2 separate regions of the Homo sapiens genome follow, and region 1 is linked to region 2. Evidence: chromatin loops called from intact Hi-C (ENCODE). Cell type or tissue: heart left ventricle. All regions are shown on one strand. Each heading gives the region's core, and the rest is flanking DNA. Links, peaks and the distances in the headings are about the cores only.

Region 1 (16,792 bases), core at 3,372-11,371, 60 kb before region 2:
AGCCTCTGCTAATCTGTCTCTTGTGAAGGGATTTCTTTAGCTTTATAGCTTGACAGTCAGGTAACCATGGCAACACAACAATCAGCGCCAACTCTGACTCAGCATTCACTGTGTGCCAGGCATTGTGTTAAATGCTTGATACAGAAAAATACACTCAATCTTCACACATCCTACCAGGTAGGTGCCACTATCACCCCCACTTCACAGATGAAGAAACCAGAGCACAGAAAGGTTGGCCAACTTGCCCAAGATCGCACAGCTCCCAGCTGGGATTTGAAGCCAGCCTGTCTAGCTCCAAACCTAGAGAGTCCTACTGCATTTAAGCCCATTTCCTTTTGCTCCAATCTTGATGGTCTGGTCCTTCATTAATTCCTTTATCCATTCAACAAGTACTATTTGAGCACCTACTTGGTCTCAGGCAGTAGGTTACAAGCTGAAGATACTGTGTGGTATACTACACAGATGCGCCTTCTGACCTCATGAGCCTTATGGTCTATGAAGACCAAACCTAAGAAAAATAAGCACAGGCCAGGTGCAGTGGCTCATGCCTGTAATCCCAGACTTTGGGAGGCAAAGGCAGGAGGATCGTTTGAGGCCAGGAGTTTGAGACCAGCCTGGGCAGTATAGCAAGATTCCACCTTTACAAAAACACTTTTTGTAAATCAGCCATATGTGGTGGCACATGCCTGTAGTCCCAGCTACTCAAGAGACTGAAGAGGGAGCATCACTTGAGCCCAGAAGTTCCAGGCTGCAGCAAGCTATGACCATACCACTGTACTCCAGCCTGGGCAACAGAGCAAGACCTTGTCTCTAAAAAAAAGAAAGAAAGAAAAAGAAAAAGGAGCAAAAATAAAGATGTCATTAGCATGTAATTTGTGGATGTGTATCATGCCAGCAAAAACTTCAGGGAGCAGCCCCCTCGATTATTTTAGAAACTGGCTGTTTGCCCCTTTCTCTCCCTAGTTGAATTGGTGGCTGCCCTGTCCCCATCTTCAAGGATCCCATAGGTGATTATGACACGGCGTCATGAGTTCCCTTCCTGGATGGGGGAAAAGAGGGTGTTGCCACAGGAACACCTAAAAGTGGAACATAACCCAGACCTGGAGATCTGGGAGGCTTCTTAGAGGAGGTGCTGTCTCAACTGAGACCCGGAGGATGAACAAGAGTTAGAGAAAGAGTGTTCCGGGGGGAGGACACAGTGTGTGCAGAGGTCTGGAGGTGTGAGAGAGAATGGAGCTTTGGAGAATTAGAAATGGTTTAGCATGGCCGGGAACTTGAGAAGGAGAAGAGGGAAGAGATGAGACTGGTGGTGGGGGAGGGGAAGTGGAGGGAGAGAGGCAGAGGGGAGGGGATGCACAAAGGGGCTGTTGCTCTGGAAACCAGGAGGCCAAACCACATGGTCTTTTCCTTCAATTAGCAACATCAGAGGCCCCCAAGGTCTCCCAGCTGGGGTGGGGGGTCAAAGCCTTTGGGAGTTCTGAGCTTGTTAGGAAAAGAAAACACATCAGTGGAACTCAGGGCTCCCCCCCACCCCCACTCTTTTTAAAGGAATAAATTGTCACCTTCCTACTGAATCTGGCTGCTGGCTCCCCTGGCCCCAATCCAGCCGCCCACAAATGCACTACCCTGCTGCCTCCTGCCCAGATCAGTCTTGGGACCCAGCCAGGAGGGGAGGCGGAGAGGCTCAGGGGCCACATTTGTCCACCCAGTCCCCATACTAGGCCCCAGACACTCCCAGCGGGCTGGAAGAAAGTGTCTCACAGACTCCAGGAAGGTGGCTGCTGCGTTCTGAGGACTCAGTCACCCTCAGTGCCCTCCTGCTGTCCTACGGGTTCTACCACCTCCTTCACAGTGAGCCCTGGCTCTGGGAAGCGGAACTGGTGGCACCAGGTCTCTCCTATCTAAGCTTTGCTGCCCCTTCTGTGAGCCACTCCTGAGGCCACATGAAACACAGAAAAAAGCATTAGACAATTTCTTATATTGCTAATAATAGCAGCCATTCATTGGGTGTTTAGTATGTGACTCCTTGAGATCAGCCTAGGAGGGAGTATCCGTATCATCCCCATTTTACAGATGAGGAGACTAAGGCTCAGAGAGGGTAAGTCACTTACTGTCTTGGCTCAAAAGTGGCAGAGCAATGATTGAGACTCTATTGAGACTTGAGTCTGACAGATTCAGAAACTCCTGAACAGACTAGCGCCTCTAAAAGATATCTTCTTTCTGGTCTTAGTTTTCTCATTTGTGAAATAAATCTATTAAACACCAAATGTAACAATTAAGCAAATAAGTCGATGTTTCCTGGGTGCCTATTTGGCTTGAGGTCTGTGTCCTTAGGTTGCTCTCAGTCTGGAAGGAGGAACATGCACATGGCAGAGTCATCGCATACTAAGTATTCTAGAAGTATGTACAAAGTGCTTGCTCTGTGACCATAGAGGAGGAGGGGGAACTGGATAGAATGTCCAAGGGACACTTTAGGATCCGGGCTGCTCTAGGAGGTAGGAACACCGTTGCCTATGTCTCTATGCTCCAACTTCAGAGCTTGGACTCTGGAGTCAGATGGTCCTAGTGGGAAACTCAGCTCTTTGTGCCTCAGTTTTCTAATCTGTACAATGGGCATGATCATAGTGCCTACTTCACAGAAAAGCCAGTTCCAGCTCAGAGGTAGAGACTCTAGTAAGTATTAGATATTATTACAGTAGAAACAGTCTGGGTCACAGAACCTTCCCAGAGCTGAGAGTGCAATGCCAGGCTCTTGGATGGGTGAGGAAGAGGCTACATAACCTGACTTATTCCCCTTCTACGCTTCTGAAGCCCTGCAGAAGCAGATCCTGAGCTTCAAAACACTTTGCTATAAATTTCCTTTGCTATAGAGAGTTCTTGGGCTCAGGAGTCAGGGAAAGGAAACTTTTTGATGGTCGAAGAAGAATAATAAATGTTTACGTAGCTCTTACTGGGTGCCAGACACTGTTCTGAGGACTTTACATTCATTAATCCACTTAAACAATGAGATCAAAGGCAGATTCAGAGAAAAGGTTTTGGGAAAAGGATTTAGTCTGTCTAAATCCTCCCAAGTCTCTAAGAGATGTCTAAAAAGTTTTTTTTCCTCCAAAACATAGGGGGTGGCTGAGTTGTGCTATTTGCGTATATTTGCATATGCAAGGGGTGGGTGATGAAAGGTCTGGAGTAGTGGGATGAATGACCCATGACCTGTGCCCTGTTATGCATTGTACCTAAAGGCTGGGGGTCCACAGAAGAAGATGAAAAACCAAGCCTATTCTCAATAAGGAGGACCTTGGAGGTACATGTATTCTCATGGTCGGCCGGGGCCCACAGAGACCCCTAAATCCTCCCTACAACATACCAACACACACGCTCCTGCCCATATGCACCCATAAACTCACACACATTCCCTCTGTGTTGAAATCACTTTCCTCTAGAGAATCTATCTGCATAGGCTGAAACTGGGCTTCCTGTAGGGCTGGGAGCCTGGGAAGCAGTTGAACTGCCACTTGGACAGTGATGACCATGGTTGGCTCAATTGGCCTCTGTAGCCTCAGTTTCCATAGCCTTAATATGGAAAGGTTGGGCTGAGTGGATCTTTAAGACCCATCCTTCCATTTCCAAACTGCGAGCTCTCCCAGGTAGCTGAGATTGACACAATCTCAGTCCCCTTATCTATAGAGTAGGGATGAGGCTTGGGGACTGATGTTCAGAAGTTCCTTTCAATGTTGAAGACTTTTGTCAGAATAGAAAACTGTCTCCTGGCCAATTCTAGTATAACATCAACAACCACAGTGGCAAACATAGTAATGGCAATAACTCATTTTTTAAATGCTTCCTATGTGCTAAGCACTTCACCTGCACGAGCTCATTGAAGATCTCCAAAACCCTTGATAAGGACCCTTGTTATCCCCACTTGGGGCTCAGAGAGGTGAGGAAACTTGAGTCTCAGAGAGGTCCCATGGGCACAAGCTAGTGAAGGACAGAAAATACCCCTAGTTACTCCCGCTTTCAAACTCAGTCTTGGCCCCTTCCCACTTTTGCTGGGCAGAAAGGCAAGATCTTGGGATATACGAGGCGCAGTCTGCAAGGATATTTTGTTCAACTTCTTTCCTACTTGCTTATTGTATTGGTGAGGAAACTGAGGTCCGAGAGTAAGGAGGCAAGTCACTGCTATGAATGGAATGTCTGTGTCTCTCCTCTTCCCTGCCCCCAATTCATATGTTAAAGCTCTGACTCCCAATGTGATGGTATTGGGAGGGGGGACCTTTGGGAAGTGATTAGATTTAGATGGGATCCCATCCTTATGATGGGATTAGTGTGCTTATAAGAGGAAGAGACCAGAGCTTTCTCTTACTCTGCCATGTGAGGGTACAGTGAGAAGGCGGCCATCTGCAAGCCAGGAAGAGAGTCCTCACCAGGAATAAAATCTGCTGGCATCCTGATCTTGAACTTCCCAGCCTCCAGAACTGTGAGAAATAAATGTTTGTTGCTTAAGCTCCCCAGTCTGTGATATTCGCAGCCTGAGCTGATGAATACACTCAGAGAGTTTAGGACAGAACTGAAACCCCTTGCCCAAATGAGCTAAGACTATCCCTTATTGTTACCACTAGGGATGCTAGATTAACAAAAAAAAAAAAAAAAAAGAAGGATACCTAGTTAAATTTGATTTCAGGTAAACAAACAGATAATTTTTAGTATAAATACGTCCCATGTAATATTTGGGGCATGCTTACACTAAGAAATAATTTATTAATATTTATTTATTGGTATTTTATCTGACAACCCTATCAACCCTCTGTTTAAAGTCACTCTAACACTATCACAACCCAATAATTTGGCCTTATGAGAATCTCCATCTAGGTATTTCATTATTAGTTTTACTTGAACGGGGATTTAAAAATGATATCTCTGCCACTGCTATGATAAATAAATCCATATATGAACATAAACAAGCCTGGAAAGAACCTGGTAGAGGTGACAGTCAAGACTCTTGGCCACCAAATTATAGGATTCAGAACTCTTCTCATCCAGATGAGGGTCCCCCAGAATCAGTAACCCAGCCTTCCTATTGCAAAGTGGAAGAAGTTGAGCTCATTTGAAGACCCTCACCCTCCATATGGGACACTGGGAGGCCACATGCCCAAGGCTGACAGGTTCTCATCCCTGGGGATGCCCCACAAGGCTGGGGGTTGCTGGGCCAGGCCTCCAGGGAGGCCATTAGAGGGACAAGTCTCCCTCCCTGCGCACCTAACCTCTGGTGGCACTGCAGCAGCTCTGAAAGCTCCCTGGGAAGGCTGTCACAGCCAAGGTGGGGTTGGGGCCCAGATGCCAAATCCCTCACAAAACTACCATGTTCAGATCTTCCTGTAGTGCCAGACACTGTGCAAAGCACTTTCCTCATGTTATCTTATCTGCCTTGCACAGTAGCCCAAAGAGAATGCCATTGCGACCCAACTTTCTAGAAGAAGCTGAGGCTCAGAGAGATCAAGAAACTTCCTCTATGTCACACAGCTTGTAAACTGCAAAACTGGGATTCAAACCCAGGACTTTTTGTGTCTGGGCCTAGAAGAGTGCCCATGACAAAGCTGGTAGGGGGAAAGCTGTCAGGAGACTCGGGTCAGGCCACCCCAACCCCCCAACAGAAGCTGCCAGGCCTCACCGATAGAATAAGTTCCTGAGAGTGTACTCCTCTCCACCTGCTCCCAGCCCTGGTCCCTGCACTTACCTGGACTGATACTGATGTCTGTTTGTGGAAAGGCCTGTGCAGAGTGGAGGGTCAGGAAGGCTGCAGCCCACAGTGTCCACCTTTGCATCCTGAGCTCCTAGAAAGCAACCTCCCAGCCTGAGTGGAGGAGAGAGGCTTTTTGGCTGGAGCTTGGGTCCAGGATTGCTCTCCTAGGGTCAGATGGAGCCTGGCAGGAGCTGGGACAGACTGGATGGACTCCAGTCCCCTCCTCTTTTCTTCCTTTTCTCCTCCCTCCTCTTCACACTGTTGGAGACAGCTCAGAATGACAGCTGAAAGCAAAGCAGCCTAGGCCAGCCCCCCTCAAAGAACCAAGAGACATTTTAGCTCCCAAGCTTGCCTCTGAACCAAGACAAAATTTAGCTCTCAGTCTTGTCTCTGAGTCACGCTGTGGCCTTGGGTGTGCACTTCTCTGAGACTCAGTTTCCCCCTCTGTAAAATGGGATGGTAACGAAACTCACATTCCAGCCTGTCACAGGAGACAAAGCATCTCACCTCCCTCAGAGTAGATATGTACTGGAAGGTAAAATTACTGCAAGTAAGCATTGAGCGCAGAGGTCTCCTGGGCCATGGATGTCATTTGTTTGGTCTGCAGAGTTTTAAATTCTAAAAAATTTGTTAAGGTATAAAACCAAGAGATGCTAGGTATAAGTCCGGATTTCTGCCTTCTATTGGAAAATCGGAAGACCTAACGAAACATAGCCCTCATTTCTACAGGGCAACAATTGCATGGAGCTGAGAAAGAGCATCTCTTTCAGCCAGGCTCTTTGAGCTTCGGTTCACCAAGGTCTCCACCCCATGGGTCTGATCCTGACAGCATCCACCGCTGAGGAAGCACCAGGAAGCCTGTGTGAGTCAGCCTCCTTTCCTCTCCCTTCACCTCTCAGGGTCTCTCAGGGTTCCTCCGGGGGTTAAAGGAGGCATCTGTAGAAGATTCAACAGAGTGTTGCACAGAATAAGTGCTCCACAAAGAGGTGCAAGTGTCATCACTAGTGCATAGCTCTACTGTGTGGCTTGCTCAGAATTCAATGTTTAAAAACCCCTAGTGTTTTCATTGGGATCTCATCGCTCTTTTGGAGAATCAATATTTCTAAAAACCACAGTCTTTCTCCCCCACTTTCTGTGTCCTTAGACAAGTCACTTTGCCTCTCTGAACCTCAGTTGCCTCCTCTGTAAAATGGGGGATAAGTAGAGTACCTACCTCACAAGGATTAAATGAAGTAATTTGTTTCTAAAACTTGGCATAGATGCTGGCAAGTAGTAGGTGCTCAATAAATGACAGCAACATTTGCTATTGTTGTCATTGATCTAGTGCAAGGCTTTCCTTGGCATCACCCACATCCCCTGCCCCTGCACTCCCTTATTCCTCTCCAGAAATGCTCTGCCAGGTGCCCTGACACCTCATGTGGCTGGCACTCACAGGGACTGGAATGTGTCTGTTTGGCTTCCAAGTCTTTCTGGAACACCTGCTGCTGTGCTTGTGAGAAATAACTTAACTTGTGCCCACACAGCTTGCCTTGCCTGCTGGCACTGGAGCTGAAAGTCTGCCAAGGTCTGACTCAGAATATGAGCACAGCTCAGGCTCAGCTTCAACCTACAGGATGCCTCCTCGGGTAGATCTGTTGCCTCAAAACTAGTGTACTGGTGCATATCCCAGAGCATGCACACTTACTTATTTATAAATGGGATATATTTATTACATGTTTATAAGTGATGTGCAGGTACGACTCACTGTACTAATATATTATTTCTGTTATAAAACACACACACCCACATTGGACATTATTAAAGGTTGATAAAAGATATAAATGTGGAAGAAAGTTTGGATATTTTCTCCCTACTCCCTATCATCTTGCAAGCTGAAATTTGGGGGCTCCTGCTGTCATGTTCCTGGGTGCTGCTTGGAATTTAAAAGTGTCTATCTTAGTCTGTTTTGTGCTGCTATACTAGAACACCTGAGACTGGTAATTTATAATGAACAGAATTTATTGGTTCACAGTTCTAGAGACAGGGAAGGCCAAGATCAAGGTGTTGGCATCTGGTGAGGGCTTTCTTGCTGAGTCATCATATGGTGGATAGTGAGAGGGTAAAAGAGAGATGAGTCACAGAGAGAGAGAGACAGAGCTTTTTAAAGAGGGGATGAACCCACTCCTGCCATACCTGAGCTACTCTTGTGATAACATCTTTGATCCATGTATGAGGGAAGAGCTCTTATAACCCAGACACCTCTTAAAAGTCCTGTAACCTCATCGGACCAGTCTAGTTCAACTTTTACGTAACAAAGTTGTGAGTTGTTTTTCATTTGCCATGGACCCTCAGATTGAAGGTCATGTAACCTGAGCATGCCCAGATGAACCAAGTGTGCAACCACAGGGGGAACCTAAGTGCTCAGACTGAGGAGCAGGGACTGAATTCAGAAGCAGACACTACATGGCAGGATCCAGAATCCAATCGGATTGAGCTCTGACGTTACCCCATGGCAGGATCCAATCAGGTCATGCCTCCCCACATCATCTCATTGCAAGATCCAATCAGATCATGCCTCATTACCCTATGCTTATAAAACCTGACCCAAACCCTAGCGTGGGGAGACAGATTTGAGCCTTTCCTCCTGTCTCCTTGCCAGCTGACTAGCAATAAAGCTTTTCTCTTCTTAAAAGCCAGTGCCATGATATTGGCCTCTGGGCACATTGGGTAGCAAGCCCATTGATTACTCAGTACCAGTCCCGCCTCCCAATATCATCACAATGACAATTAAATTTCAACTTGAGTTTTGGAGGGGACAGACATTCAAACCATAGCAATGTCTCTCTGGGTGTGGACACATTAAGTGGGAAGGAGAAGAGTGGTCCAAAGCAGGCCACTAGAAATCCTTCTAAAAAGTGGAGAATCCTTTGATTTGGCAAATAAACCTCCTAAATTATCTGTGTTGTATTTTGATGCCTGAAGGTTTTTATAAATCAGTTCATGTACCCTCTCTGAATGGAGACACACAAGATATTTGTTACTTGCTCAAACACAAGTATGGTCAATGGGCCAGCAGCACGGGGATCTCCTGGTAGCACATTAGAAATGCAGAATCTCAGGCCCCCCAAGACCTGCTGAATCAATTCTGCGTCCCAGGTGGGTTGTGTGTATATTAAAGTTTATGAAACCCTGCTCTGGACAGGGTAGGGAACTTTTTCTATAAAGAACCAGACAGGCCAGGCACAGTGGCTTATGCTTATATTCTAGCACTTTGGGATGCTGAGGTGGGAGGATTGCTTGAGGCCAGGAGTTTGAGGCCATCCTGGGCAACATGGTGAGACCCCATCTCTACTTAAAAAATAAAGTCTTAGCCAGGTGTGGTGGTGCACACCTGTAGTCCCAGCTACTTGGGAGGCTGAGGCAGGGGGTTCGCTTGGGCCCAGGAGCTTGAGGCTGCAGTGAGCCAAGATGGTGTCTGCACTTTAGTCTGGGTGACAGAGTGAGACTCTGTCAAAAAAAAAAAAAAAGAGGTAGACAGTAAATATTTTAGGACTTGTGGGCTACACAGCCTCTGTCACAACTACTCAACTCTGCCAGAAATACAGGACTGGACCAGGCAGTGTGCCAATAAAACTTTATTTACAAAAATAGGCAAGGGGCCAGATTTGGCCCACGGGCTGTCACCTGCCAATCCCTGTTCTAGACCTCAAGCTTTCTGGCCAGAAAGTAAACAATTTCTTCACTTAACAAATATGATCTTTGCTGTCATTTGGAGGTTGTAGGCGTCTCTTTGTTACACCGTATGTATTTTCTGGCTTCTTAAAGTTGTATTTATTGAGTGGTGGCCTATCTTTTCTCTCTCCCAATACATACACTGTGTTCATGGCATCTTGAAGTTCCATTAAGATTCTCCCTCTCTCTCTCTTTTATCTCTCTCCCTCTGTCTGTCTGTCTATCTAATCTCTATCATCTATTTATCTGTCAATCATCTATCTCCCTTAATTTATTAGCTTTTAAAAAATGTTGTTTATCAATTAAACAAAGTCCCTTACCCCTTCACCACAATTATAAAAGAGGCAATAGATGCCAGTTCATTTCATGGCTTTCAATTCAGATGCATTGTTGTTCAGACTCCAGACCTGTTGCTGTGTGATTATATGCTGATTACTTAACCCCTCTAATCCTCAGTTTTCTCAACTGCAAAATGGGAAGAAATCAATACTTCCCTCATACAAGTGGTTAGAAAAATGTTTGTCGCATGATAAGCATTCCATATATGTTAGCTACCTTTCAATCACTTTAGAACCTTCAAAAATACTGTATAGGAAAGTATCAAGTTGATGTGATGGTTGATTTTAGGTGTCAACTTGACTGGATTGAGGGATGCCTCAATCCCGGAGGTAGCGTTGTTTCTGAATGTGTCTGGGAGGGCATTGCCAGAGGAGATTGACATGGGAGTTTGTGGACTGAGAGAGGGAGACTTGCTCTCAGTGTGGGAGGACACCAAACAACTGGCAGGGAGCCAACTGGAAAAAATGGTCAGAAGGAGGGGGACTGGTCATCTCTCTGCTCTCCCTCTTCCTTCCAGAGTAGGACACTTTTTCTCTTTTTGCCTTTGGACATTGGATTCCAGGTTCAGCTTTAGGATTCTAGGGATTGCACCAGTGGCCTTTGGGGTCTCTTGAGTCTGACTGGAGGCTGCTCTGCTGGCTTCCCTGGTTATGAGGCTTTGGACTTGGACTGAGCCACACTCCCAGCTTTGAGCCACACTCCAGCTTCTCTGGTTTTCTAGCTTGTAGTTGGCCTATCCTGAGACTTCACCTCTGTGACTGTGTTTGCCAACTCCTCCTCAATAAATCCCCTTCCATCTATCCTACTGGCTGTCTCTCTGGAGAATCCTAATACAGATTTTGGTACCAGGAGGTAGTTCTAGAGAAACAATTTTTTTTTTTTTAGATGGAGTCTTGTTCTGTTGCCCAGGCTGGAGTGCAATGGCGCAATCTCGGCTCACTGCAACCTCTGCCTCCCAGGTTCAAGCGATTCTCCTGCCGCAGCCTCCCGAGTAGCTGGGACTACAGGCGCCCGCCACCATGCCCGGCTGATTTTTTTTTTGTATTTTTAGTAGAGATGGGGGTCTCACCATGCTGGGCAGGCTGGTCTCAAACTCCCGATCTCATGATCTGCCCGCCTCGGCCTCCCAAAGTGCTGGGATTACAGGCCTATGCCACTGCGCCCAACCATTTAGAGAAACAATTTTAAGAATGAAGTTCCTTACTTGGTTTTGGGGTTTCTGGAATTGGCTCTGTAATCTGATTAAACCCCAAAATGCTAAAGATTCTACTTCTCATAGTACGGAGAGCATTGATAGTCCATGGCATGAACTGTTAATAGAGATACACAAAATAAATGCACTTGATACTCCTAGTACACTGCTAAGAAGAAGCAAGGAACTTAGTGACCCTGTGCATGATACTTTTGAGCATCTGTAGAAAGCCAAGGCATAGAATGATGTGGGTTAGTTGCTCCTAACATCGGTAGACAAAGTGATGAAAGAAAAGAATGAGGACAGGGACTCAATTTCTCAGCTCTAGATGCACACAATTAGCCTGGAAGCTTCTAAGTGTGCCCTGAAGCAGAATCTTCTCTCCTGTATGGTCATAGGGTTGAAAGTGCTGAAAATCAAACACAAGCCCTCATCCTCCAATTGGCTGACTTACAATGAAAGGTAAACTCAGCCCCTCAGGGTGTCTACCGTTAAGGTGAGGGTATTGATTGGGAAAGAATGGGCCCTGTAAGTTGGGAGGGATGTGTGGGAGGATTCTGAGGAGGCTGGGACACTGAACTTCTATTTTTTTTTTTTTAAGAGACAGGGTCTTGGACGGGCATGGTGGTTCACGCCTGTAATCCCAGCACTTTGGGAGGCTGAGCGGGGTGGATCACTGAAGGTCAGGAGTTTGAGACCAGCGTGGCCAACATGGTGAAACCCCATCTCTACTAAAAAATACAAAAATTGGCCTGGCAAGGTGGCTCACACCTGTAATCCCAGCACTTTGCAAGGCCAAGGTGGGTGGATCACAAGGTCAGGAGATGGAGACCATCCTGGCTAACACAGTGAAACCCCATCTCTACTGAAAACACAAGAAATTAGCCGTGTGTGGTGGCTAGCGCCTGTAATCCCAGCTACTCGGGAGGCTGAGTCAGGAGAATGGCATGAACCTGAAAGGCGGAGCTTGCAGTGAGCCGAGATCGCACCACTGCACTCCAGGCTGGGTGACAGAGCCAGACTCCGTCTCAAAAAAAAAAAAAAAAAAAAAAAAAAAAAAAAAACACCAAAATTAGCCAGGCATGGTGGCCGGCGCCTGTAATCTCAGCAACTCGGGAGGCTGAGGCAGGAGAATTGCTTGAGCCTGGGAGGCGGAGGTTGCAGAAAGCTGAGATGGCACCACTGCACTCCAGCCTGGATGGCCCAGCAAGACTCCGTCTCAAAAAGAGAGACAGGGTCTTGCTCTGTTGCTCAGGCTGGAATGCCATGGCACAATCATAGCTTACTGCTCTGAGCTCTTAGATTCTGATGAGTCTTATTTCCCAAGTGAAGTGACCTCCCTGTCTGCAGTGGTATAGGTCTTACACCACTTACAGGTTTTATAAGTTAATCCCCCTTGTCTAGGGGGATTAAGCCCTGCATTGCTTGAGGAAACAGAAGTGGCCTCCTCCAAGGCAGTTGCCAGGCAAGACAATGCTGATTCTCCTCTGGACCTAGCTCCACCACCCCTTTTTACTTCTAGACCTATAACCTGTCTCTAATCCCAGCAGGCCCATAAAGGTGAGGCACAAAGTGTGACCCATGAGAAGGTACGCTACACACCAAAAGAACTACATGAGTTTTCTAATTTATACACACAGAAATCTGGAGAACATGTGTGGGAAAGGATATTCAGGATGTGGGATAATGGTGGAAGGAACAGAAAGTTAGATCAGGCCAAATTTACTAACATAGGCTCACTAAGCAGAGAGTCTGCATTATTGTTGCAGCTTGGGGAGTTAGAAAAGATGTGAATAGTTTGATTCCTTGACTGGTTGGCTGAAACATGGGTCAAAAGATGGCCCACCATGATGGAGCTGGAGATGCCTGATCTCCCCTGGTTTAATGCAAGAAGAGATTTAAAGGTTTAGGGAGATTGGGATGATAGAGTAGATTTGTCACACACTCACACTGGGAGGGACCAGAAAATATGCCTTTGACTAATGCTTGAGAAATAGATTTGTGAGGGGAACACTAGCATCCTTGAAGAGCTCTGTAATTGTTCTTCTCTGTAGGCCAGACCTTACAGTGGGAACTGCAGTCACTCAACTGGAAAACTTAAATGCAATGGGAATAATTGATTCCGGGGTGGCAGCAGCCAAGTGGCAGCACTAACCATCAAAGGCAAGATGGGCGTGTTTACCATAATGGATCACAAAGGCAAAGCAACAACCAGAATAGTTGGCCTCCTGTTGACCTGTGGCACTGGCTAATTAATCATGGTGTTCCTGTTGGCATTGGTTAATTAATCATGGTGATCCTAGAAGTGAAATAGATGGGAAGCCTACCACATTCTTTTATTTGTTTAATTCTTTTTATTTTTAAAATTTTAATTTTTTTAGCTATTAAAAAAATTTTTTTAAGAGACAGGCTCTTGTTTTATCATCCACGCTGGGGTGCAGTGGTACAATCACAGTTCACTGCAGCCTTGATCTCCTGGGCTCAAGTGAGCCTCCCTCCTCAGCCTCCCAAGTAGCTAGTACTACAGATGTGTGTCACCTTGTCTGGCCCTGGAAGTCTACTACATTCTTACTTGATCTGTGTAAGCAGAAAACTTTCAGGTCAAGTGAACAAAAGTAATTTAAATCATAAAAACAGAGAATCATGGTCCCTCAATCATTTTCCAGACTTGAGTTAGCCTACAGACCCCAGAACCCCTTGAAAGAAGCAGAGGCTGAGTCTCCCTGAGGAAGGACCCTGGTACACTACTGAAGATTTATGCTGTTAATCTTTTCCCCATCCTTCCCCAAAGGGACCTATGGCCTTTTACCATAGGTAACTGTGCACTGGGGAAAGGGAAATAATCAGACCTTTGGGGACTACAATACTGGCTCTAACTGACATTGATTCCAGGAGACCCAAAAAGGGCACTGTGGCCCTCCAGTCAAAGTAAGGGCTTTTGGAGGTGTCAAAGAAAAATAAAATCTAAGGACCCCAAACTCACTATGCCAAAGAGAAAAGTTAAGCTTGGGAATTGAGTAATGCAAAAACTGCCTTTCTTTTGTTCCTAACCAGATAGCTATAACTTCACATGCTTATTTTATCTTATGTAAAATGTAGATCTACTGAGTGTGAAATGAATACATAATTGACTTTTCCCCTCACTCATTCCTTTTCACATGTAAAATGTGGATTCACTGAGCACTGGTCAGAGCCTCACAAGAATGTGACCACTCCCTTCACTGTGTATCTTCCCCCTCCTTGTTTCTTTCCTCCTTCCCCTCCTGCCCCCTCTTTTCCCTTTAAATATTGAAGTCCTCAAAATTGTCTTGGGAAAAAGCACAGGCTTTAGATTCCACTCTAACTTGTGTCTCTTTTTTCCAGACTCATCCTCAACCTTAGCAAAATAAACCTCTAAATTGATTGAGACCTGTCTCACACACTTTTTGGTTTACAGAGGTCAGGTGATTAGTGGAGCTTTAGCTCAGGTCCAACTGACAGTGGGTCCAGTGGGTCCTGGAACCCATCCCATGGTTATTAAACATTCCCTAGTTCCAGAATGCTTAATTGAAATAGACATACTTAGCAGCTGGCAGAATCCCCACATGGACCCCCTAACTTGTGGAGAGAGGACTATTATGGAAAGGCCAAATGGAAGCCATTGAGCTGCCTCTATACAGAAAAATAGTAAATCAAAAACAGTATTGCATCCCTGGAGAGATTGCAGAGATTAGTGCCATCATCAAGGACTTGAAAGACACAGGGGTGGTGATTCTCCATTCTGTGTTCAGTTTGGATGGAGAACACATCTCCATTCAACTCTCTTATTTGGCTGGTGCAGAAGACAGATGGATCTTGGAGAATGACAGTAGATTATCATAAGCTTAACCAACTGGTGACTCCAATTGCAGCTGCTGTACCAGATGTGGCTTCATTGCTTGAGCAAATTAACACATCTCCTGGTACCTAGTATGCAACTATTGACCTGGCAAATGCATTTTTTACCATATCCGTCCATAGGATCCACTGTAGTTTGCTTTCAGCTGACAAGGCCAGCAATATAGCTTTACTGTCCTCCCTCAGGGATACATCAGTTCTCCAGCCCTATATCATAATTTTGTTTGCAGGTATTTTGACTGCCTTTCCCTTTTACAAAGTATTACATTGGTCCATTACATTGATGACATTATGCTGATTGGACATAGTGAGAAGTAGCGACCACTCTGAACTTATTGGTAAGATATTTGTATGACAGTGGGTGGAATATAAATTCAACTAAAATTCAAGGAACTTCTACATCAGTGAAATTTCTAGGAATCCTGTGGTGAGGGGCCTGTTGAGATACTTCTTCTAAGGTAAAGGATAAATTGTTGCATTTGGCCTTTTCTACAACCAAGAAATAGGCATGATGCCTTGTGGGCCTATTTGGATTTTGGAGGCAACACATTCCTCATTTGGTTGTGTTACTCTGGCCCATTCACTGAGTGACCCAAAAAGCCATTGGTTCTAAGTGGGGCTCAAAACAGGAGAAGGCTTGGTAACAGGTCCAGACTCCTGTTAAAGCTGCTCTGCCACTTGGGTCTTATGATCCAGCAGATCTAGTGGTGCCTAAGGTGTCAGTGGCAGATGGGGATGCTGTTTGGAGTTTGGAGCAAGGCCGTGCATCATCCGCAGATAACTCCTCTCCTGTTGAGAGATGGCTCTTGGCGTGATACTTGGCCTTAGTAGAAACTGAACGCTTGACTATGGGTCACCAAGCTCTCATGCCACTAGAGCTGCCCATCATGAATTAGGTGTTATCTGATCCACCAAACCATAAAGTTGGACATGCACAGCAGCACTCCTTCATCAAATGGAAGTGGTATGTTTGTGACCAGGTATGACCAGGTATGTATGTGATCTGGTATGTGACCAGGCCTGAGCAGGTCCTGAAGGCACAAGTACCTTACAAGAAGAAGTGGACCAGATGCCCATGCTCCCCACTCCTGCTACACTATCTTCTCTCTCCCAGCCTGCACCTTTGGGCTCATGGGGAGTACCCTATGATCAGATGACAAGAAAAGAGAAGATTGGGGTCTGGTTTACAGATATTTCTGCATAATATGCAGGCATCACCCAGAAGTGGACAGCTGCAGCAGTACAGTCAGTTTCTGGGACATTTCTGATGGATAACGGTGAAGGGACATCTTCTCAATTGGCACAACCTTGGGCAGTGCACCTGGTTGTGCACTTTGCTTGGAAGGAGAAGTGGCCAGACATGGGACTATATATTATTCATGGGCTATAGCCAATGGTTTGGCTGAATAGTCAGGAACTTGGAAGGAACATGACTGGAAAATTGGTAACAAATAAATTTAGGAATGAGGTATGTGAACAGACCTCTCCGAGTGGGCAAAAAATGTGAGAGTATTTGTGTCCCAGCTGAATACTTACCAAAGGGTGGCCTCAGCAGAGGAGGATTTTAATAATCACGTCAATAGGATGACCTGTTCTGTGAATACCAGGCAGCCTCTTTCCCCAGCCACCCCATCGTTGCCCAATGGGCTCATGAACAAAGTGGCCATGGTGGCAGGGATGGAGGTTATACATGGATTCAGCAACATGGACTTCCACTCACCAAGGCTGACCTGGCTACAGTGGCCACTGCTGAGTCCTCAATCAGCCAGCAGCAGAACCCAGCACTGAGCACCCAATATGGCATCATTCCTTGGGGTGATCAGCTAACTACCTTGTGGCAGTTTGATTATATTGGACCACTTCCATCATCGAAGAGGCAGCATTTTGTCCTTATTGGAATAGACACTGACTCTGAATATGGATTTGCCTTCCTTCCACGC
Region 2 (16,792 bases), core at 5,920-13,919:
AAGTCAGGCTAGAAGGGGAAAAGACAGAGGCTGCTGCATGGCTGCAGAGAGAAGGTATGTCATGGGTGGGCTGTGGCCAGGGTGGGGCTGTGGGGAAGCATCTGTGCCCTGGAACAAGCTCACACATCTCTCCATCCCAGGAGAATTTCAGGCTCTCTCAGAATGCTCTGCCCCACTCAGAATTCCTTCCTTTTCTCTTCTCTGCTGGAGACCCTCTGCCTCTCCACTGTCCTGCTTCCCAAACTCCAACACTTTTTATTTTTAATTTAATTTTATTTTTTGAGACAGAGTGTCACTCTGTTGCCCAGGTTGGAGTGCAGTGGCATGATCCTAGCTCACTGCAGCCTTGACCTCCTGGACTCAAGTGATCCTCCCACCTCAGCCTCCTGAGTAGCTGGGATGACAGACATGCACCACCATGCCCAGCTAATTTTTAATTTTTTTTTTTTTTAGAAATGGGATTATGCTATGTGCCCAGGCTGCTCTCGATCTCTTGTACTCAAGTGATTCTCCTGCCTCGGCCTCCCAAAGTACTGGGATTATACATGTGAGTCACTGTGCCTGGCCCCCAACCCCTTTAAAGAACATCCTCCAGTACCCATTTGACCTGGGGTCTTTCCAAGCAAGAGGCTGGCATGCTGCCCTCCAGGCCTCCCACCCATTCCCCGCCGTGCCTTCCCACCCATCTCATCTCACCAGCAGATTCAATTAGCTGATTTGATGCTACAGCTGCAGAAAGCCAAGCAATTATGGAACACAGACCAGGTGCCTTGGCACTCGCTCTCACAGAGGGGTCTGGGAGGCCTCCAGACAGACAGCAGGGCGAGAGGGAGGTGGAACAGTAGAGGCAAAGATTGGCCAACCCAGCCTGCACAAGAGAGCCACCTGGGAGCTTTGAAGAATACAGATGCCTTCCAAAACCCCAAAAAACCCAGACGCCTGGGTTGATTCAGTTTATCTGTTCTGGGAACGGGGCATCAGAGTTTTTTTAAAGTCCCTGAGTAATACTAACGTACAGACAGGGTTAGGGAGTCAAACAATGTGCAGGGGTAGGGACCAGTGCTAGAGAGTTTGTTTGTTTGTTTGTTTGTTTGTTTATGTTTTTGAGATAGGGACTGGCTCTGTCACCTAGACTGGAGTGCAGTGCCGTGATCTCGGGTCACTGCAACCTCCACCTCCCAAGGCTCAAGCAATCCTCCCACCTAAGCCTCCCGAGCAGCTGGGACTACAGGCATGCACCACCATGACCAGCTAATTTTTGTAATTTTAGTAGAGATGGGGTTTTGCCATGCTGCCCAGGCTGGTCTCAAACTCCTGGACTCAAACGATCCGCCCCCTTCAGCCTCTCAAAGTGCTGGGATTAGAGGTGTGAGCCACCGCACCGGGCCAAGGGTTTAATTCTTATTAATGCACTGGCACAATCAATCATCACTCACCCTGATGCCCTTCCTGGGTCTATTTGTTTCCCAAAATGTGGTCTGCAGCCCCACAGCATCAGCATCACCTGGGAACTGTTAGAAATGCAGAATTCCAGGCCCACCTTGGCCTCCTGAGTTACTGAGTCAGAATTTGCATTTTAACAAATCCCTGGGCGACGCAGATGCATGTGAAAATAGAGACGCCATATTCTCTAGTCTTAGAGAGACACCAAGGGTTGGCAAAAATTGAGGCGTGTCTGTCATTGCCTTGTTTCTTTTCTGTGTATTCCATAGCTGTCCTGCACTGGTTATTATTGATGAGGCCCCTCTAAGCCTATGCCCTGGTCAATTCCCGCAGCAGGCAGCAGGGTGTGGGGGTCTTTCATGCCAACCCCTGGCAGTTTTAGCTCCCAGGTTGAAGTATGACGTCAGCCTCAATTTCTCTTCCGGGGCGGGAGCCCGGCCGACCTCTCTGCATCCCCTGCAATCCTCTCTGCTGATTAATACCTCCTTGTCCTTCAGCTCCCAGCTCACGTGTCAGCTCCTCTCACTCCACAGACTGGGTCAGACACTCTGAAATGTGCCCTGCATCTCTCCTTCAGAGCCCTTAGACCAATTTACAATTCAATCATTATTGGTGTGGCATTTAATTAATGTCCGTCTGCCTCTACTAGAATTAAGCTCCATGAGAACACAGGCCGTGAATGTCTGGTTCTCTGTCGAATACATAACGTCTAGCACGGTGCCAGGTACATAGTAGGTGCTCCAAAAATTTAATCAGTAAGGACAGACACATGGTCAGCTCCAGCCCCAGGGAGCTGGTCCCACCCCCTCCCACCTCAGCCATAACAGGCGGCCAGCAAGCAGCAGTTCCTCCACCTGCCTTCCCCCAGGCTTTGGAAACGCTTCCTTAGCCAAGGGCCGCCTCTTGATCAAGTTTGCCAAGGGAATAAGACTTTTTTCTTTTCTTTTTTTTTTTTTTTTTTTTTTTTTTTGTGATGGAGTTTCACTCTTGTTGCCCAGGCTGGAGTGCTATGGCATGATCTTAGCCTCCCGAGTAGCTGGGATAACAGGCACCCGCCACCATGCCCAGCTAATTTTTGTATTTTTAGTAGAAATGGGGTTACACCATGTTGGCCAGGCTAGTCCCGAACTCCTGACCTCAGGTGATCCACCCGCCTTGGCCTCCCACAGTGTTGGAATTACAGGCATGAGCCACTGTGCCCAGCATACAGAGGGTTTTGAGTGCCTTTCAGAAGGACAGGAAACCCTGGCCACTTAGGGGAAACTGAGGGAGGGAGAAGGCTAGAGGCTCAACACATGACATTTGGTTCTTTCAAATTTAGGGATTTCTCCAAAACTTTACCTCCAAGAAGACAGATGGCCTTTCTCTAACATCGAGAGGGAAGACAATACCCTACCCAGGTAATTCTGCAAAATAATTTTTTCCTTCCCTCTTTGGGTTTTCCACAGAATCTCAGACTCTATGTAGACAACGTAGATAAACTATATTATTTATTTATGTATATATATGTAGCCTTTCTTCAGATAAGCTCAAGGTAGCATCTAGCTGCATAAATTGGATGTCTTTCAAGTAATAATAATAACGTCTCATATTTAAAGAGGACTTTCTCTGAGCCAAGCATTGCTCTAAGCCTTTATGTCTATTTACCCATTTGGACTTTGCAACAATTCACCGAAGTAAGTACCATTATCCCCATTTTACAGGTGAGGAAGCTGAGGCAAAGAGAGGCCAAGCAAAGTGCCAAGATTACACAGCAAGTAAGTCACAAATATGAACCCAAGCTAAAGGTCTGGTTCCTAACTATTACGCCTAACTATTCCCTCAAAGTGGCAATGAAAGAACATTCTTTTCTCAGGGAAAAGAACAGTATTCCAGGTTCCAGCATCAGCATCCAGGTACTTCTCTGAATTGCTCAGGATCTGCCGGGCTGAAGCTTCATTTACTTATTTTTTCTTTCCTTCTAATTATAGCAAAATACGTGTAACATAAAAGTAACCATTTTTAGGTATACAGTTCAGTGGCATTAAGTATATTCACAGTGTTGTGTAACCATCACAACCATCCATCTCCAGAATTTTTTTTTTTTTTTAAAGAGTTTCACTCTTGTTGCCCAGGCTGGAGTGCAATGGCGTGATCTCGGCTCATTGCAACCTCTGCCTCCCAGGTTCAAGTGATTCTCCTACCTCAGCCTCCCGAGTAGCTGGAATTACAGGTGCTCACTACCACGCCTGGCTAATTTTTGTATTTTTATAGAGATGGGGTTTCACCATATTGGCCAGGCTGGTCTCAAACTCCTCACCTCAGGTGATCCACCCACTTCGGCCTCCCAAAGTGCTGGGATTACAGGAACAGGCCACCATGCCTGGCCTCCAGAACTTTTCTTATCTTCCCCAAATGAAAGTCTGCACCCATTAAATAATAACTCCCCATCCTGTCCTTCCCCCAGCCCCTGATAATCTCTATTCTATTTTCTGTCTATGAGTTTGACTACTCTAGGTATTTCACATAAATGAAATGATACGGCATTTGTCCTCTCATATCTGGCTTGTTTCACTTAGCATAATGTCTTCCAGCTTCATCCATGTTGTAGCATGGGTCAGAATTTCCTTCCTACTCAAGACTGAGTAATATTCCATTGTATGTATGCACCACTTTGTTTACCCATTTATCTGTCGATGCATGTTCAGGTTGCTTCCACCTGTTGGTGGTTGTAAGGAAAGCTGCTATGAACGTAGGTGTACAAATAAGAGTTTGAGTCCCTGCTTTCAATTCTTTTGGGTATATACCTACAAGTGCAATTGCTAGATCACATGCTAATTCTATTTTTAACTTTTTGAAGATTTGCCATCAAGCTGCATTTCTTTTTTCTGCCTTTCTGATATGGTTTGCCTCTGTGTCCCCACCCAAATCTCATGTGAAATTGTAAACACTAATGTTGGAGGTGGGGCCTGGTGGGAGGTGATGGATCATAAGAGTGGATTTCTCATGAATGGTTTAGCATCATCTCCCTTGGTACTATATAGTGAGTGAGTTCTCCTGAGATCTGCTTGTTTAAAAGTGTGTGGCACCTCCCCCTTCACTCTCTTCCTCCTGCTCTGGCCATGTCAGGTGCACGATCCCTCTTTCCCTTCCTCCATGATTGTACGTTTCCTGAGGCCTCCTGGGAAGCCAAGCAGATGCCAGCCTCATGCTTCCTGTACAGCCTGAGGACCCATGAGCCAATTAAACTCTTTTCTTTATAAATTACCCAGTCTTCGGTATTTCATTGTAACAATGCGAGAACGGACTAATACGCTTTCTTTCCTTCTTTTTCCCAACATCCAGTAAAAGCCCAATCACCTCAGTGGCCAGCTCCACTTTACTTTGGTTCAGTAAACCTTCCTGAATTTCCTGGAAGCCCTCTGGGCTGTGTGTTGCTATCTTGGGCGGTGAAAAGCAATTTTACCCCTCTTTTCATTTTTTATTTTTAAACTTCAGCTGCAGAAACCACCTGATAGAAAATTGCAGACAAATCCTCCTCCCACACAGGAAAACAAGTGTTCAGAAAGTCCAGCTTACCAGCTAATTACAGGCTTTTACCAGGGATTCACGGCAAATGCTAAATTGCAGACCAACCTTACTTTTGTTATGAAGTGTTTGGAAACATGCTAATAGGCTGGGCTTTGGTTCCTCGGCCTAGAGGTGACAGCTCTTTCTCTCAGTGGACAAATAAAGCAGGTTAGAACCTTATGAATCTGAGTTCAGGAGAACTGTAGCTTTGCTGAGATACATACTGGCTTAAGACACCTTTCTCATATTATTCCAGCCAGTACCCTTTATGTAAATTGCCACCCTAGCTGGGATTTCCACTCACAGCTGTGGTTCGGAACAATGAATGAGCAATAGAAATATCTGGGGTGTTTTTAAAAAATAGCTACTTATAGATGCTCAGTGCCTCAGCCTAGTCCAGTTGCTTTAGAGTCTCTGCGGAATGCAGTGCAGCCATTGGTAGCATTTTAAAGCTCTCAGGTAATTCTAAGGTACAGCCAGGGTTGAGAATCCCTGATTTAAGGGGGCAGGCAGGCAATGCTTCCTTCTCCAGAAAGAATATTTTCAACGAGCTTTTAACCAGAGGAGCCTGAACTTCCAAGTCAGGGCCCCAAAACTTACAGGAGAGAAGCGGGTCTTCTGTGAATGGAGAGTACAGGACTTCCCTGACAGCATCAGCTGACCACTGCCCCAGCTGACAGTTGCCACCTGAAGTGCCGTGGGTTGAATAAAAGATGTATGGAGAGGGGGTGTGGTGTGGCTACCCTTGTAGTTTGAGCCTTATGAGGTAACCATATGGAATTCAAGGAATTCGAAAAAACCTCTGCAACTATATGCAAAATTTTCCATACTTCCATGTATTTTTCTGGAGTTCTAATCACAATCCCTGAAGTTCTGTCATACCCCCCCACCCCCAGAATAAATAACCTCAGCTTTTATCATACTACATCATGCAACAGTATCTAATGCAGTTATTAAAAATGAAAAGTTAAATCCATTTGTATTCATATTGATCTGAAGGCAACGAACACATTCATTGTTAATTAAACCAAAGCAAGTGTCAGTGTGGTATCCATGGAATGTCCTGGTAAGCTCCGCCAGGGCAGGGATTAGGTCTGTTTTGTTCACTGCTCTATTCCCAGAACTTGGAAGCACTGCCTGGCACAGAAGGTGTTTAATACACACTTGCTGAATTCATGAATAATGTTTTAAAGGAACAGAACCCTCTGTATGTGGATATTGTTTGTGTGAACAAGGAAAAAAGTGTGGAATGCTACACAGCAGAACATTAAAGGCATGACTTCAGGGAGAAGGAACTGGAAAGGGGAAGGCATTAAAGGAAGACATTAGGCCAGGCGTGGTGGCTCATGCCTGTAATCCCAGCACTTTGGGAGGCCGAGGTGGGCAGATTGCTTGAGGTCAGGAGTTTGAGACTGGCCTGGCCAACATGGTAAAACCCCGTCTCTACAAAAAATACAAAAAATTATCCAGGCATGGTGGCGTGCACCTATAATCCCAAGTACTGAGGAGGCTGAGGCACGAGAATTGCTTGAGCCTGGGAGGTAGAGCTTGCAGTGAGCCGAGATCATGCCATGGCACTCCAGCTGGGCATCAGAATGAGATTGTCTCAAAAAAAAAAAAGCGGGGAGAAGGATTACACAGCAAGAAAACACTCTGAAATAAACAAAACTGCATGAGGGAGTGAGAAGGTGGTGGCTGCCCCATGTGTGTGGGAGAAAAAAGGAAAACACTAAACTTTCCCTTTAATAACAGTTAACAGTTCTAGAGTGCTTACTATGGGTGGCACAGTGCTCAGCACCGTGTGTTTATTGATCTCACTGAATGCAAATAACAATCCTGTGAAGTGTCCTGTATTGTTATCCCCATTTTACAGCTGAGAAAACCTAAGCACGCAGATCTTGCCCAGGGTCACCAAAGTAGGTGAGTGGTAAAGCCAGGACCCAGACATCAGCTCCCCAGCACAGGCACATAACCCCTGTTCTCCTCTGATTCTCTGTCCTTACACATCTTTTCATGGTGTCACTCATTATAACACGTGTGTGCTACATTTATCATAAAATGTTAAGTAAAATATGAAGTGTCAGGGCTTTCCATGGGGGCTCTCAGTTTCCCCTGGGGTCCTCTCCTCATCTAAGCTTACAATAGGAGGTCCCTTATTCTCAGCAGGGACTTGGGAAAAGAGACTTCATTTTTTATCTGTGTCTTGGTTTAATATACAATAGGCCCCACTACCTGCCTGTCCACCATTTAAGGAGTCAGGGGTGACGGTCTTCTGTCTTGGCCTGAAACCTAGGAGAGAGTGAGGCCCTTGTCTATTTGTAACTCCATCCGGACAGCAGCCATCACAGACTGCATTAGAAGGGATCATTATATCTGCATATGGCAGGCATCCCCTGATTCAACGCAGACTCTATGGGTGACAGGCCTTGAGAAAACCCAGAACCAACCTGCTTCGAAGGGGTCTCAGAGGATAGACATTTGCAATCTTGGTGAGAAGGAGCAATAAGTTTATATAGGGGAAATCTTGTATGCAAGGGTTTTTCAGCCATGGATTGATTTCTTGGGAGACCTGGAGCCCAGGGTTCTAGACAAGATCTAACCAGAGGAGAGTTTCCAGTTACCCTGGAGAAGGATGTCTCAAAGGATGATGTCGATCCCCAGTTCTAGCCCTACCTGGGTGTTTGAGGAAATATAGATCCCTTGATATGTGGAGCTGGCAAGACCAGAGCTTGAGTCCTGATTCTATCAGCTTGAGACTTTGTGTAGGTTGTTTAGGTTTTAAGCCTCAGTCCCTAGATCTGTAAGTTGAGGATGAAGATATCAACTTGACAGGGTGGGTTATGGTGAATGTTAGCAATGATATAGGGAAGTACATACTGTAATTAGAACACAAGAAAGAATAACCATTACTCCTACTAACTCTATCCCTGTTGTGGTGAGTAGCTTCTAAGATGAGTCCCAGTGGTTCCCACCTCCCACTCTTCCTACCCTTGTGTAATCCCTTCCTCTTGAGTGTGGGCTGGACCTAGTGAATTGCTTCTAGTGAATAGAATATAATGAAAGTAATAGGATGTCATTTCCAGTATTAGATTACAAAAAGACTCTTCCTTGCCATTCTTGCTCCCTCACTTGACCACTCTGATGAAAGTCATGTTGTGAGTTGTTCTATGGTAAAGCCCATGTGGCAAGGAATTGAGGAAGGTCACTGGCCAACAACCAGGAAGGAACTGAGGTCCCCAGTTCAACAGCCTGCAGGGAACTAAATCATGCTGAAAACTGTGAGTGAGCTTGAAAAGAGATCCTCCCCCAGTTGAGCCTTCAGATGAGGCTGCAGCCTCAGCCAATACCTTGATTGCAGCCTTGTCAGAGGTATTCACACAGAACTATACAGCAAAGCTTTGTATACCTGAATTTCTGACCCACAGGGACTATGAGATATAAATGTTTGTTGTTTCAAGCTACTAAATTTTGGGGTGATTTATTATGCTGCAATAAATAACTAATATACCCTGGAAATACTACATTAGATTACACCCTGGAAAAATGGACTAAATTCTACCAGACAGTGTCACATGAAGCCTCTACTTAAATACTACATCCTCTGGGAAGACTTTAAAAATCCCTTTTTCTGAGTTAGGTGACACTGTTTTTTCATATGCCTCTCTATTTGACTGCAGGGAACTTGAATCATCACCACCATCATCATCAAAACTAACACATAGTGAGTACTTATTATGTACCAAGTATATTGCAAAGTCGTAAGTCATTTACTGTTCACAACAAACCTATGCCACACGTACTATTATTGTTCACATTTTGTAGATGAGGAAACTGAAGCTCAGAGGAGTTAAGTAACTTGCCAAAGACCTCAGTTATTATGTGGCAGTCTGAGGAAATTTGGCTCAAGTCCACATTTCTAACAATTATATTATAGGGCTCTATGAGTCCTGCCCCAGTTCATAGATGTTAAGTGGGTTCAAACCCAGGTAGTTGAATGCCAGACATTACGTTCTTAAATGTAACTCTCTCTAGATGCCTTCTGGCTCTAGGACAGTAAGTTTGACGTGCCTCACCTGGAGTTCATCGGGTTTTGGAATGCTACCTACCTGTAAACACTAGGCTGGCATTTTCCAGTTCTTCTTGGGGAACTTTGAAGCTGAAGGATTCATTGTAGAAAGGATCAATTGTGCCCCTTAAGAAGGACGTCTTCTTGGTTTTCACAAGTTTGAGTCCATGCACCAGCTGGATTTTCACAAAGGGGTCTGAAAATTAGACACAGCATCATAGAATGTTGGAGATCATGAAACCTAATCCGTCCAGTCATTCTGCCATTCAACCTCCCATCCATCTGTCTTTTTATTCCTCCATTCTTCTATCCATCCACCCATTCAACTTTTCATTCATCTCATAGTCCGTCCATTCATCCACCTGTTTATCCATCCATCCATCTTTCCATCCGTCAGTTCACTGATCCATTCATCATCTCACCATACTTTTATCTATCCATTTTCTATCCATCCAATTTCTCATCTATTTGACAGTTCAACCATCCATCCATCTATTATCCATCCATTTTCCCATTCATCTGCTTATCCCCTTCCTTCTTCCTTTAGCCATCTAATATTTGTTGAGCTCCTCCCATATGTCAGCATTGTGTTCATTTTACAGATAAGAAAACTGAGGACTCAAGGTGAGAAATCAGTTTTTAAAGATCTTGCTGGTGGACACAGAACCAGACTCAGAGCCTGCCCTGGATTTCTGTCTGTGGAAACCCATTATCATTTCAGTGAGCCCATAGCCCATATACAGGTGAATAGAGATGGCAGAATTATAATTCATTTTTAGATCATTTTACAGTTTACAAAGGGATTCATGTACATTATCTAATTTAATATTTGTTTAAACAACTTATCAAGATGAATACTGTTATTATGTCAGTTTTTGAGATTGAGAAATTGAGGCACATAGTGGTTAAGTAACTTCCCTAAAGCCACATCATTTGTAAGCCACATCATTTGACTCCTAAACCCTTAATGATTTTATCATACTGACTCTCCCATCGTGGTGAGTCTGAAACTCTTCAGTCTTAATACCATTGCCTCCACTGGCCCTTTCTAAGCCTCTGTTTTTATAATGTGGCTTTTGAGAATGCAAGGTGTCTTCTAGCTGTCACCTTATTGCAAAAGTAATTTATTTTAGCTACCGCACTTAGAGAAGACAATAATTCCACCACTGAGCTGAACAGATCCCTGACTACAGCTGCTTTCACAGTAATATCCTTTGCTGTCATGGAAGAAGCAACATGCAGATGGAATGGAATCTGTTCCGTTCCATTAAAAGTCATGTTTGAATGGTTTTTGCTATAATATACACACTTTAAATACAAGTCTTTTCAGAGTTGGAATTCATAAAAATTTATGGCACACATGAAATGAGCTGGCGAAAAACCTTAGGGTGTGTCCTCCACGCTCATTGATTAGAATGGATAGTCAATGCACACTATCGCCACCTGCAGGATGGCGTCTACATTGCAGGAATAGCATTTGGAAAGGCCAAGTCACTTCCTTGGGTTCAAATAGGTTTTAAGTTTCCAGTAGTTATCACAACCAGTCTCAGTCAACTCCCCAATTCCAATAGGGTTACTAAGATGGCATCATTTACCTGCCTCATCCTGAGATGAGTAATGCTCATCCAGGATACGGAAAAAGAAAACTGGGTTCTCCACACAAACACAGATGCCCCATTAATAAAGTGAGAGAAGAGGGGAATCACACGGTACCTGAACCTTGGCTCACATCTGTCTGAAGAAGTTGCTTGGCTCGAATGACATCAACATTCAGTCTGCCAGCACTTGGGAGATAATTCAGTGACAGAAGCAGCTCCCCCAGCTCCACTTCATTCTGTAGAGAAAGGAAATGATCAGGAAGTTGCCTTCTCCTTTTATTCCTTTTGCACCCACCATACAAGAAATTGATTGCAGCAGCTCACAAACAGGTTGCTGTGAGCGCATCAGTTGACAGTGGGAGCCTCTGTGTGTGACTTCTTTTCATCTCTGCCTCTAATTATTGTGGTCCATCTATCTCTGAGTTTTTTCCGCTCTTAGATCACTCAACAGCAACAACAATAACAACAAAAGCAGCAATAATTTTTTAAAAAATGCTTCACTGCCATGTACTACGCTAAGCGCTTTACATGTAATGACTAATGAGTCTGTGAGGTATTAGTATTAACTCTGTTTAACAGATGAGGAAACCGAGGCTCACAGGGTTAAATAACATGTCCAAAGCCACAGCAAGAAAGTGGTAGAGCTGGTACTTAAACCCAGGGAGGCTGATTTGGTTCCAGATACTCTGACTGCTGTTATTCTGCCATCCAATAGGATACCTGGGAGGTAGAATGCCCTGCAGAGGAACTGAGTGAGAAATCTGTTCTTAACCTGGAGTCCCCAGCAGATCCCACGCTTCTAACCTCACGATAGCAACACTCGGCACAGTGACATCCCTTGTTGAAGAGTACCCATCCCCTTGATGTCAGCTCTGTCACACTGTGGAAAATTCCCATGAACACCTAAGTGCATGACTCCATACTGCCAAAGGTACCTAGAAAACAGGAGGCCTCCCACTTCTCTGTCCCCTTTTAAAAAAAAAAGTATTGTAGAAAATTTCAGCCATATACAAAACAATAGACTAGCATAACAAATCTCCATCTATCCGTCACAAAATTGTAACAATTATCGACATTTTGCCAAATGGTATTTCACCTATATTCTGACTTGTGAAACGTTTTAGCTGAATATTTTAAACTAAGCCCTCGATATGGTGTCATTGTACCTGCATATCCTTCAGAATGCATCTTTAACTGATGAGGACATTAAAACAAGCATTTTAGTGTGGGAAATTTCCAGTCATATTCAAAACCAGACAGAAGAGTATACCCCACCATCTTCGTACCCAAACATCATTCAGCTTCAAAAATTCTCATCCCATGGTGAATCTCCCCTCACTTACACCTTCATTCAACTCCCCATATTCCTCTGAAGTAACTCCCAGTCATTATATTATTTGTAATATTTCAATATGTATCTTTAAAGGGTAACATCTCTATCTATCTATCTAACTGTCTCATCTATCTATAATCTAACCATCTATTATCTGTCAGTCATCTATTTATCTATGTCTATTATCTATCTTTATCATCTATCTTTCATCTCTATCTTTTTTGATGCCAGTCATTTCAACAAATTAATGCCAAATGCCTAGCACAATACCCAGCGGCTCTAGAACAATGCCTAGCACATAGTAGATACTCAATAAACATCTACTGACAGGGTGAACAGTCAAACCAAAAGATTCCTGTACTGAGTGAGTTAGTCCCCAAACAAACAAGAAACAATCTCGCATGTTAACTCAGAAGTTGCTAACAAACAGCCTGCAGGTGTATTTTGTTTGCCCCACATCACATTTTAACTTATAATTACTTGTTAATTATTATACAATTCAAGAATCAGGCTATTCCACATTTTTAAAAAATGTGGGTTTCTTGCCTTGCTTGAAAAACAGGAAGATCTGGTAACGCTGGCATTCCCACCAGGCAAGTGACAAAGATTCTTTACTTGACCAAACTTTAGTCAGGCTCCTAAACCTCCTAGGCCCATCAGTGCACCACCTTGTAAAATCCAGTTTCTGCAAAGAACGCTGCTAAGTCAGTTTGGTCAGATTCCTCATTCTCTCTCTCTCTTTTTTTTTTTTTTTTTTTTTTGAGACAAGGTCTCACCCTATCACTCAGTCTGGAACAATGGCATGATCATAGCTCCCTGCAACCTCAAATTCCTGGGCTCAAGGGATCCTACTACCTTAACATCCTGAATAGCTGGGATTACGGCATGTGCCACTATGCCTGGATGATTTTTTTTTTTTTAAGAGTTGAGGTCTTCCTGTGTTACCCAGGCTGGTCTTGAAATCCTGGCCTCAAGTGATCCTCCTGCCTTAGCCTCCCAAACTGTTGGGATAACAGGCATGAGCCATCATGCCCAGACAGGTTCTTCATTCTTCGTCATCCCTCAGGTAATGTCTGATCACCCTGGCCTGTCTCCAGCAAAAATCCTGCTAGGTTGATTTAGCCAGAGTCCCCCTTACTCCTCTGATGCTTCCTCTTAGTAATGTTTTTAAAAAATCCCTGACCCCCGACTTTGCTCCATGGCTATAGATTCCCATTTGTCTATGCTGTATTTGAGGCTGAGCCTAGTTTCTCTCTGTGACTGAAAAATCCCATTACTGTGGTCCCTGTACATATCATGATGGTCCTCAATAAATTCTGCCTTGCCATACTTCAAGAAGTGTCATTGAGGACCAGGTGCAGTGGCTCATGCCTGTAACCCCAGCACTTTGGGAGGCCAACGTGGGTGGATCATCTAAGGTCACGAGTTCAAGACCAACCTGGCCAACATGGTGAAACCCCATCTCTAGTAAAAATACAAAAATTAGTCAGACATGGTGGTGTGCACCTGTGATCCCAGCTACTTGGGAGGCTGAGGCAGATCACTTGAATCCAGGAGGCGGAGGTTGCAGTGAGCCGAAATCACACCACTGCACTGCAGCCCAGGCACCAGAGCGAGACTTCATCTCAAAAAAAAAAAAAAAAAGAAAGAAAGAAAGAAATGTCATTGAATAATTTTCTTTAACCCAACATCTAGCCACAGAGCAGTGCAGTGCTCCTTTAGATGGGACCTGCCCCCTTCACATCATACCTCATCTGTCCATTTCTGCCCCTTTACATTCCTGCTGCCCTGCCCTGGGTATCCAAGTATGGAGATTTTCAAAATAGGAATGGTCAACTGAGTGTCTTGAGTAATAAAAGAAGTTCAGCCCCTTTTGCACTGTTGCTAGGGGTTTCCTGCTGCTTCTCAAGGGCTTGGAAGATGCGGTGTCTTTAGGGCATGACCCTGCTGACACATCTACTCTAGTATGAGCAATGCGGAGAATTCTCAGGAGCCCAGGCCATCCAGGTCCTCCTGGACTTTGCTCCTCCCAGGTTTATAAGTCACAGTGATATTTCCTTTTATTTTAAAACAAAACAAAACAAAACAAAAACAAAACAGAACAAAAAACAGTTTACTATGTACCAGGACTAAGGATACACCAGTGAGAACCGTCCCTGACTTTATGGAACATACACTCCTGTGGGGGGGATGGATAGCACACAGATTTTAAAAAATACATAAATGAGATGATTTCAGGTAATGCTAAGTATTAGGAAGAAAAATATAGCAGAGTGAGAGAAAGGAAGAACATTTCTTGGGTGATAGCAATATGCTATATCTTGATTGTGGTAGCAGTTACGTGTGCATTTGCCAAAAATCAACAAACAGTAAGTTCCGCCTCAATGCAGTTGATTGAAAGGGAGTGATTTGAAGTAAGCAAATGTGGCAAAATATTGGCGACTTACGACATCTGGGAGATGGACACATGGGTGTTTGTTTTATTATTATTATTATTATTATTTTTTTTTTTTTTTTTTTTTTTTTTTTTTTTTTTTTTGAGACGGAGTCTCGCTCTGTCGCCCAGGCCGGACTGCGGACTGCAGTGGCGCAATCTCGGCTCACTGCAAGCTCCGCTTCCCGGGTTCACGCCATTCTCCTGCCTCAGCCTCCCCAGTAGCTGGGACTACAGGCGCCCGCCACCGCGCCCGGCTAATTTTTTGTATTTTTAGTAGAGACGGGGTTTCACCTTGTTAGCCAGGATGGTCTCGATCTCCTGACCTCATGATCCACCCGCCTCGGCCTCCCAAAGTGCTGGGATTACAGGCGTGAGCCACCGCGCCCGGCCTTGTTTTATTATTTTATGTGGGAAATATTCCCATTAAAAACATAAAATAAATATGAAAAAGGAAAACAAGACAAATTAGGCAGTGTAAGAGAATGGATGGGGTTCGCGTGGGAGCTGCCCTTTCAGTCGGTGGATGGGGTAGGGTTTCTCTGAGAGGCGAGGTTTGAAGAGGAATGAGGGAGGAAAGAGGGATAGGGACTCATGGGGCAGAGGGAACAACATGTGCAAGGTCTGGGATGGAGGGAGGGAGGAATAAACCCGGCATCACTCAGTCAGTGTGTTCAAAGGAACAAAGAGAAGGCCAGTGTGGGCAGAATGAATGGATTCTAGAGACGCCTACAGGAACCAAGGCAAGCTGCCCAGTGGTTGATCCCAGGGGCTCTGCCCAATCCTGGCAGTCTTCACAGAACTGGAAGGAGGTGGTGAGGCCATCTTCTGGGCCCTCAATACCTAAGAGCCCCTCAAGCCACCTCTGCAGCCTTCAAGTGTGGATAGAATTGTTCCTTCCCTCCCCTGGGGCCATTGATCGAACCTTCAACAAGGCACTTCCTGAAGTCATCCTTTTTCTAAGAAGACTGAGTGTTTTTCATCTTAAGAAAGCAAAGCTCTTTTATTCCTTCTTCCCTTTGCAGATACAAGCTTGCTGTACTCTCTACCCATCCCATCCTCCATACACAGCATGCACAACAGGGATTTCAGGTTGTACTTTTCCAGGGAACCATTCCCATTGATCCGGCCACTGTTTCTGTCTGCCTTATCTGGGGAGTGATCAATTTGTAAAACTGTTGTCTGGAGTCAGGGGAGCAGTTGATAGAAAGTAAAAAAGAGGGCTAATTGTGCAATAGCAAAGGATTCATTGATTCATTTAATAAACGCTCATGTAACAGGTACTAGGTCCAAGCACTTGGGGATGTCACGATTATGATTGTTACAGCAAACCTTTATGGAGAAATCACCATAGTCCTGGCACTGTCCTGGCACTAAAGCTGAATCGCATTTCTTTTCCTTAACAACTCCAGAGGCTTCCATCTTGCAGATGAAAGAATTCAAGCTTAGAGAGCTTGAGCTGCATGACTTGCTCCAGATCATATATCATAAACAAAAAGAACAAGGTTCAAACTCAGCCCATGGTTAACCCTTACACAAGGTTTCTGGTGATTAAGCAGCAATCCCAGACATCAAGCAACTCAGTATCTATTGGTGGAGAGCAAGGAAGATATAAAAACAAATCAAAATTCCAGGGGCTGCACACCCACTAGGATGGCTATAATAAACACACACACACAAAATCATAAGCAGTGTTGGCCAGGATGTGGTAAACAAGAACGCTGTATACTGCTGGTGGTAATGAAAACTGGTGCAGCTGCTTTGGTAAACAGGTTGGTGTATGACCCAGCAGTTCCATTCCTAGGTGTATACCTAAGAGAATAGGAAACATGTCCACATGAAAACTTGTACGCAGATGTTCATAGCAGCACTATTCACAATAGACAAAAGTGGAAGCAGCCTAAATGTCCATCAACAGATAGATAAACAAAACATCACCTATCTATGCAATGGTAGGTTATTCATTCATAAAAACAATGAAGCATTGATACAATGTAGACAAACCTCAAAAAAGTGAAAGAAGCCAGACACAAAAAATCACATATTGTACAGTTCCATTGATAAAATATCCAGAATAGGTAAATCCATAGAGATAGAAAGTAGATGAGTGATTGCTAGGATCTGGGAGGTGGGGGAAATATGGAGTGACTGTTTAATGGATACAGGGTCTCCTTTGGGTGATGGGAATGTTCCATATGGAACATTCCAATTATGGAATTCCATAATTCCAGAACTGGAATTAGATAGAGGTGATGGTTGCACACCACTGAGAATTTACTAAATGCCACTGAATTGTATATTTAAAATGATTACATTTATACTATGTGAATTTCACCTCAATTAAGAAATAATTGCAAACATATGGAAAA

Evidence for each region. Hi-C counts contacts between places; a loop is a spot of excess contacts. Peaks named below come from ENCODE experiments on the same cell type or tissue, not always from the same donor. Only the 100,000 strongest peaks of a DNase experiment are listed, where the experiment ranks them.
Region 1: a loop joins it to region 2, with 5 times the contacts of the local background. A loop is called at or near these places in 4 of 110 quality-filtered maps.

The regions. Positions count from the first base shown.
Region 1 is chr16:19,274,876-19,291,667 of GRCh38, reverse strand. It overlaps CLEC19A (C-type lectin domain containing 19A), which reads right to left and starts at 5,937. Exons shown (of 5, transcript NM_001256720.2): 1 at 5,729-5,937. The coding sequence starts at 5,816. In heart left ventricle, for the core only: no CTCF peak of the experiment used is centred there; no DNase peak of the experiment used is centred there.
Region 2 is chr16:19,217,145-19,233,936 of GRCh38, reverse strand. SYT17 (synaptotagmin 17) reads right to left here. Exons shown (of 8, transcript NM_016524.4): 6 at 10,772-10,892; 7 at 9,099-9,254. Among named protein-coding and RNA genes, the nearest start is that of SYT17, 57 kb to the right of the region's middle. In heart left ventricle, for the core only: a CTCF peak has its summit at 10,516 (motif pointing left); no DNase peak of the experiment used is centred there.